Regions from separate parts of the Homo sapiens genome. Here region 1 is linked to region 2. Evidence: read pairs that join two places in POLR2A ChIA-PET (ENCODE). Cell type or tissue: PC-9. All regions are shown on one strand. Each heading gives the region's core, and the rest is flanking DNA. Links, peaks and the distances in the headings are about the cores only. Region 1 overlaps ZFYVE9 (zinc finger FYVE-type containing 9). Region 2 overlaps ZFYVE9 (zinc finger FYVE-type containing 9).

Region 1 (2,818 bases), core at 29-2,528, 110 kb before region 2:
CGCATAATCTACATCACATTAAAAATACAATTATATATCCTGCTTCTGTAATTATTTAAAGAGCATTTTCCATGTTACTACATTCTTTTCATAAATATTGTTTTAATGGCCAAAAAAAGTTCTCAAAAAGATCCTCACATCTAATAAGTATAACACAGTTAAACTTTCCACCTATAGCTAAGGCATTCAGGTTGCTTCTGAATTTTTGTGTTAAATTTAGGTAATGTTGCAATAAACCCTTTCATTCACAGAAGTGCATTTTATATTCTGGATACTGTCTTTGGCACAGAATCCCACAATGAAAATTATTGCATTAAGAAAGTCTGAATAATTTATTGTTTTAATATATGTATGAAATATTATCAAATAATACATGAAAATAGTTTTAATACCCCGGTCACCCTCACACCCTCTCCAGGCCTTCTTCCTCAAAGATAAACCCTATTTATCAAATACAGATATTATGTACTGACTTCCTGTTACAATAAACGAGAATAGTTCAATTACACCGTTTTTCTACCTCATTTGTTAAATCAAAGGGAGGCTGACTTTGTAATGTCAAATAACACAATGTCATAATAAATAACTATAATGTCAAATAATGTGTTTCTTTTCTCTCAATCTTAGTTTCTTTTTATGTTAATATCCTTAGTCTTTCCCAGCTTCTAACCTCTATGCTTTTACTTTTAAGTTGTTACAGTTAATATTTACAATTTATTTTGAAGCCATAGTCATGTATGCTAATTGTTTTTGAAATTTGAATATTCATTAGCATTTACACTATGATTAAATAAATATTGTTAACCAAAGAAACAAGAAGTAAGTTACAAATATGCTTCCTTCTACCAGGTACCAATATCCTGACCCCAGGCCACTAAAAAGAAAATATTCTTACATTTAGGTCACCAGATTCTCTTACAGCTTTGATTCCAGCCTCTGTAAAATAAAAACTATACCAGGTACAATACTAAAATTTATAATTTCTTCAAACCATGGAAAGCTTCAACTTGCCACTAATATCAAAGTCCCCTGCCATGCTTAAGTCCAAAGTTAAGACTATTATTTTGTATTTGAATTCAAAATTTTTTTGTCATCTACAAAGGGAGCAGACTAAGTCATAAAGCATTCCTACCTGCCAGAGCATCCCGATAAAGCTGCACAAAGTGATTAAAGATATCCTTTGGCAAACACTTTTCATCCGGTAAACACTGTAGAAGAATGACTATCTCAGACTGACCCACTGCATGCATTCCCTTGGTTGTGAAACACCAGCACTTCCTGTTCACATCTACAGATGGAATAAAAACACAAAAATAAAGACATTCCTATCAATCCTTACTCTTAAAAAAAGATGCACAGAAATCTGTGTTACAATACAGCAAAGATTAAAATAGATCACACTGAGTCTGTATAATTCAACTGTGAACTGTCACTGCATTGAGCCAAAAACCTATTGTAGAAAATAAAACATGCCAATGCCTCTGGCTCTTTTCTAAACACTTGGAAAAATGATTGAGGACGGCCGAGGTGGCTCACGCCTGTAATCCCAGCACTTTGGGAGGCCGAGGCGGGTGGATCATGAGGTCAGGAGATCAAGACCATCCTGGCTAACACGGTGAAACCCCGTCTCTACTAAAAATACAAAAAAATTAGCTGGGTGCAGTGGCGGGCGCCTGTAGTCCCAGCTACTCGGGAGGCTGAGGCAGGAGAATGGCGTGAACCCGGGAGGTGGAGCTTGCAGTGAGCCGAGATCGAGCCACTGCACTCCAGCCTAGGCGAAAGAGTGAGACTCCGTCTCAAAAAAAAAAAAAAAGAAAAGAAAAGAAAAGAAAAATGATTGAAATGGAAGTAAAAGAAATAATAATAAAACGCACTTAAAACTTTTAACTCCTATTAAAAGAAGCAACATTCTATTAATACTAAAATAAAACCAAACTATGTATTGTAAGCCAAACGTGATTGAAGAACATAGTCCTCCACCTTTATATTTTAAAAAATCACATCATCGAAGGAAGTAATTACCAATGTAAGGCTAGAAGTAATTACAACAAAAGCCAATAATATAGCTTTATCTTCAGGTTGTGACCTAAAGGAAATATATTTTTATGTATATTTATTAAATTTAATATATGACCAAGAGATTCCAGCTATTTTAACTATAGTCCTTTCCAGGAAAAAATTCTAGATAATCAGCAACATGACTTTACTTGGCTTCATGCTGTAAAAATTAGTGAAAAGGATGGCTTTTCTGAACTACTTAGTTCCACTCCTTCACTTTAAGGCTATATGGAGAGTATGAACAGCAGAAACCATATGTAGTCAAAAACAATGTTTAATCCTTGACACTTTTACTCTTCATACCCCAACACAATGGGATCCCCAAAGGAACTGAAAAAGGACTCAAATAAAATTATGAATACCACCATGTAAATCAAAACAAATGTTAATCAAAAAAACAAAGACATCTTTATTTCACTTTGGGAATCCTTGCTTTATGTACCTAAATAGGACATTCCTCATGATGGTATATACTTCAAGAATCTAGGTTAGCTAATTTTTTTTTTTTTTTTAAACAGGGTCTCACTCTGTCATTCAGGCTGGAGTGCAGTGTCATGATCTCGGCTCACTGCAACCTCCGTCTCCTGGGCTCAAGAACTCCTCCCACCTCAGCCTCGAGAGTAGCTGGGACTACAGGAGCATGTCACCATGCCCAATTTTTTTTTTTTTTTTTTTTGGTAGGGATGAGGTTTCACCATGTTGCCCAGGCTAGTCTCGAACTCCTGGGCTCAAGTGATTCATCTGCCTTGGCCTCCCAAAG
Region 2 (2,818 bases), core at 303-2,802:
AAGAGCAAACCAAACCCAAAATTAGAAGAAAAGAAGTAATAAAGATCAGAGAATAAATGAATTTGAAAATTAAAAGGAAAAAAGAAATGAATTTGAAATGAAAACAATACAAAAGATCAATGAAACAAATGTCAGTTTCTTTGAAAAGATAAATAAAATTGACAAACCTTTAGCCAGACTAAGAAAAAAAGAAGACTCAAACGAAATCAGAGATGAAAAAGGAGACATTATTACTGATACCAAGAAATTCAAAGGATCATGAGTGGCTACTATGAAAAACTATATGCCAGCAAATTAAGAGTAAATGGGTCAATAAGTATCGTCAAATGAATAAATGATGCAATGGATTTACAAATATTAGTATGTTCATAAATTAATGTTATAGAAACTAAGAGGAAACAATTATTACAGCTTAGAATTATCTAACAAGACTTCATGAAAAGCTTTGAACTGAATATTAAATGAAGATAGGAAGAATTTTTAAAAAAGAGCAATAAAATTTTTCAAAATCTTCTTAAGTAAAATCTGCAAAAGGTCAAAACGAATTCTTGGCTGTTCCAACGTATGTAACTGTTACATCACATAACGAAAATGTATTTCTGCAGGAAAAAATTGAGGCTTACTGATTGACAAATCCATTCAACAAATGTATTAGCTTACTAAAGTCCTAGACCAAGTTGAAAATAAGAGGATAGCAAGGAGTTAGGGTACAAATACTTCATAATAGCAAGTTTTGGGGTCAAATCTCATTACAACATAATTACAATAAAAATCTCCACATAATTCACATTTATATAAATATTCACTCAACCAATACTTGAGCACCTGGTTACTGTGTTCCTTCAACAATCAAGGGTACAGATTAAGCCCTCTATTATTATAACATTTTAAAATAATTAAGTCAGTTAAACACTCAGTGGAGTTTATCTAACCAGGTTGTTGAATTTGAGTATTAGCACTGGAGATGAAACAGCAAGTAAACAGGCAAAACCTGAGCCCTCGCAGAGATTACATTCTAATGGATGGAAATGAATGATCAACAAGATAAACATGTAAAATATATGATATGCTAGATGACGTGTTAAGATGAAAAATAAAGAGAGAGGAAAATTTGAGGGTTATAAATTTATTTTATTTTATTCAGACAGTGTCTCACTCTGTCACCCAAGCTGGAGAGCAGTGGCACAATCATGGCTCATGGCAGCCTTGACCTCCTGGGCTTAGGTGAACCTCACATCTCAGCCTCCCAAGCTGGGAGTACAGGCGTGTACCACCACGTCTGGCTAGTTTTTTTGCATTTTTTGTAGAGATTGGGTTTTATCATGTTGCCCATGCTGGTCTCAAACTCCTGGACTCAAGCAATCTACCCGCCTCTGCCTCCCAAAGTGCTAGGATTATAGGCATGAGCCACTGCACTCGACTAGGGGGTTACAATTTTAAATTAGGCAGCCAGAGAAAGTCTCACTGAGTCACATCAAGATCTGGATGTCAGGGAGCAATCTGGGAATTCAGAGGAAGGTAGTTAAAAACAGAGGGACAGCAAGAACAAAGCACAGATTAAGGGAGGGAAAGAGTAGCAGATGATAGGAAAGGAGTTTCCAGGGGGGTCAGATTAGGGTCGGCCAACTGCCACTTATTTCCAGCAAAAATCAATACAACAAAATTTCAATACATTAAAAGAAACCTGATACCTCATCTAGAATTTGCTTTTAAAGAATCTAATCTGGCTAGGCGTGGTGGCTCATACCTGTAATCCTAGTACTCTGGGAGGCTGAGGCAGGAATATTGCTTGATCCCAGGAGTTCAAAACCAGCCTGGACAACATAGGAAGACCTTGTCTCTACAAAATAGTAAAAAATTAGCCAGGCATGGTGGTGTGTGTCTGTGGTCCCAGCTACTTGGGAGGCTGAGATGGGAGGCTTGTTTGAGCCTGAGGTCAAGGCCACAGTGAGCCACAATCAAGCCACCGCACTCCAGCCTGGGCTACAGAGCAAGACCCTGTTGCTTTTAAAAAAAAAAAAAAAGGCCAAGCACAGTGGCTCACGCCTGTAATCCTAGCACTTTGGGAGGCCAAGGCAGGCAGATCACCTGAGGTCAGGAGTTTGAGACCAGCCTGACCAATACGGTGAAACCCCGTCTCTATTGAAAATACACAATCTAGCCGGGTGTGGTGGTGTGCGCCTGTAGCCCCAGCAATGCAGGACGCTGAGACAGGACAACTGCTTGAACCTGGGCAGCAGAGGTTGCAGTAAGCTGAGATCGCACCATTGCACTCCAGCCTGGATGACAGAGCGAGACTCTGTCAAAAAAAAAAAAAAAAAAAAAAGAAGACGAAGAGGAGGAAGAGGAGGAGGAATCTAATCTGTAACACAAACTTAATTTGTTTCTATTTTCAAATTTGCTTTATGACAGATTTTAATAAGTTTTCTTAAATAAGAAGTATACTAAATGAAAGCAGTCCCTCCTAACTCCTAAGGAAGCCCCAAATTTCACACAGAAACCACTCTATGATCTACACAATGACAAAATGCATATAATACTATAATGCAACTTACTTCTAACTCCTTTCAACAGCCTGCTGAAAATATTTCACTAATCCTAAATTTATTTGCCTTTTCTCCAAAAAGCTACAGAAACAAAGATTTTTGCTGCAAGCATCTCACAGGATCTGAATGTTCCAAAGATCAACTGTGATTCTGCTGTCTGCACACTGAGAGGTCATTGCTTTGGACCTGGTATCATGAAGGCTCTCTTGAAGTTATCTTCAGTTCATCTGCTTGTTGCTGTGACTTTGTTTGGATATGCAGAATCAAGAGTA

Evidence for each region. Peaks named below come from ENCODE experiments on the same cell type or tissue, not always from the same donor. Only the 100,000 strongest peaks of a DNase experiment are listed, where the experiment ranks them.
Region 1: POLR2A ChIA-PET joins it to region 2 with 19 read pairs; 6 of 35 experiments call an interaction of 5 or more read pairs at or near these places.

What each region holds. Positions count from the first base shown.
Region 1 is chr1:52,280,131-52,282,948 of GRCh38, reverse strand. It overlaps ZFYVE9 (zinc finger FYVE-type containing 9), which reads right to left. Exons shown (of 19, transcript NM_004799.4): 10 at 1,133-1,288. Among named protein-coding and RNA genes, the nearest start is that of CC2D1B, 85 kb to the left of the region's middle. In PC-9, for the core only: no CTCF peak of the experiment used is centred there; a DNase peak (open chromatin) is centred at 1,208.
Region 2 is chr1:52,167,723-52,170,540 of GRCh38, reverse strand. All of the region lies in intron 1 of ZFYVE9 (zinc finger FYVE-type containing 9), which reads right to left. Among named protein-coding and RNA genes, the nearest start is that of ZFYVE9, 27 kb to the right of the region's middle. In PC-9, for the core only: no CTCF peak of the experiment used is centred there; no DNase peak of the experiment used is centred there.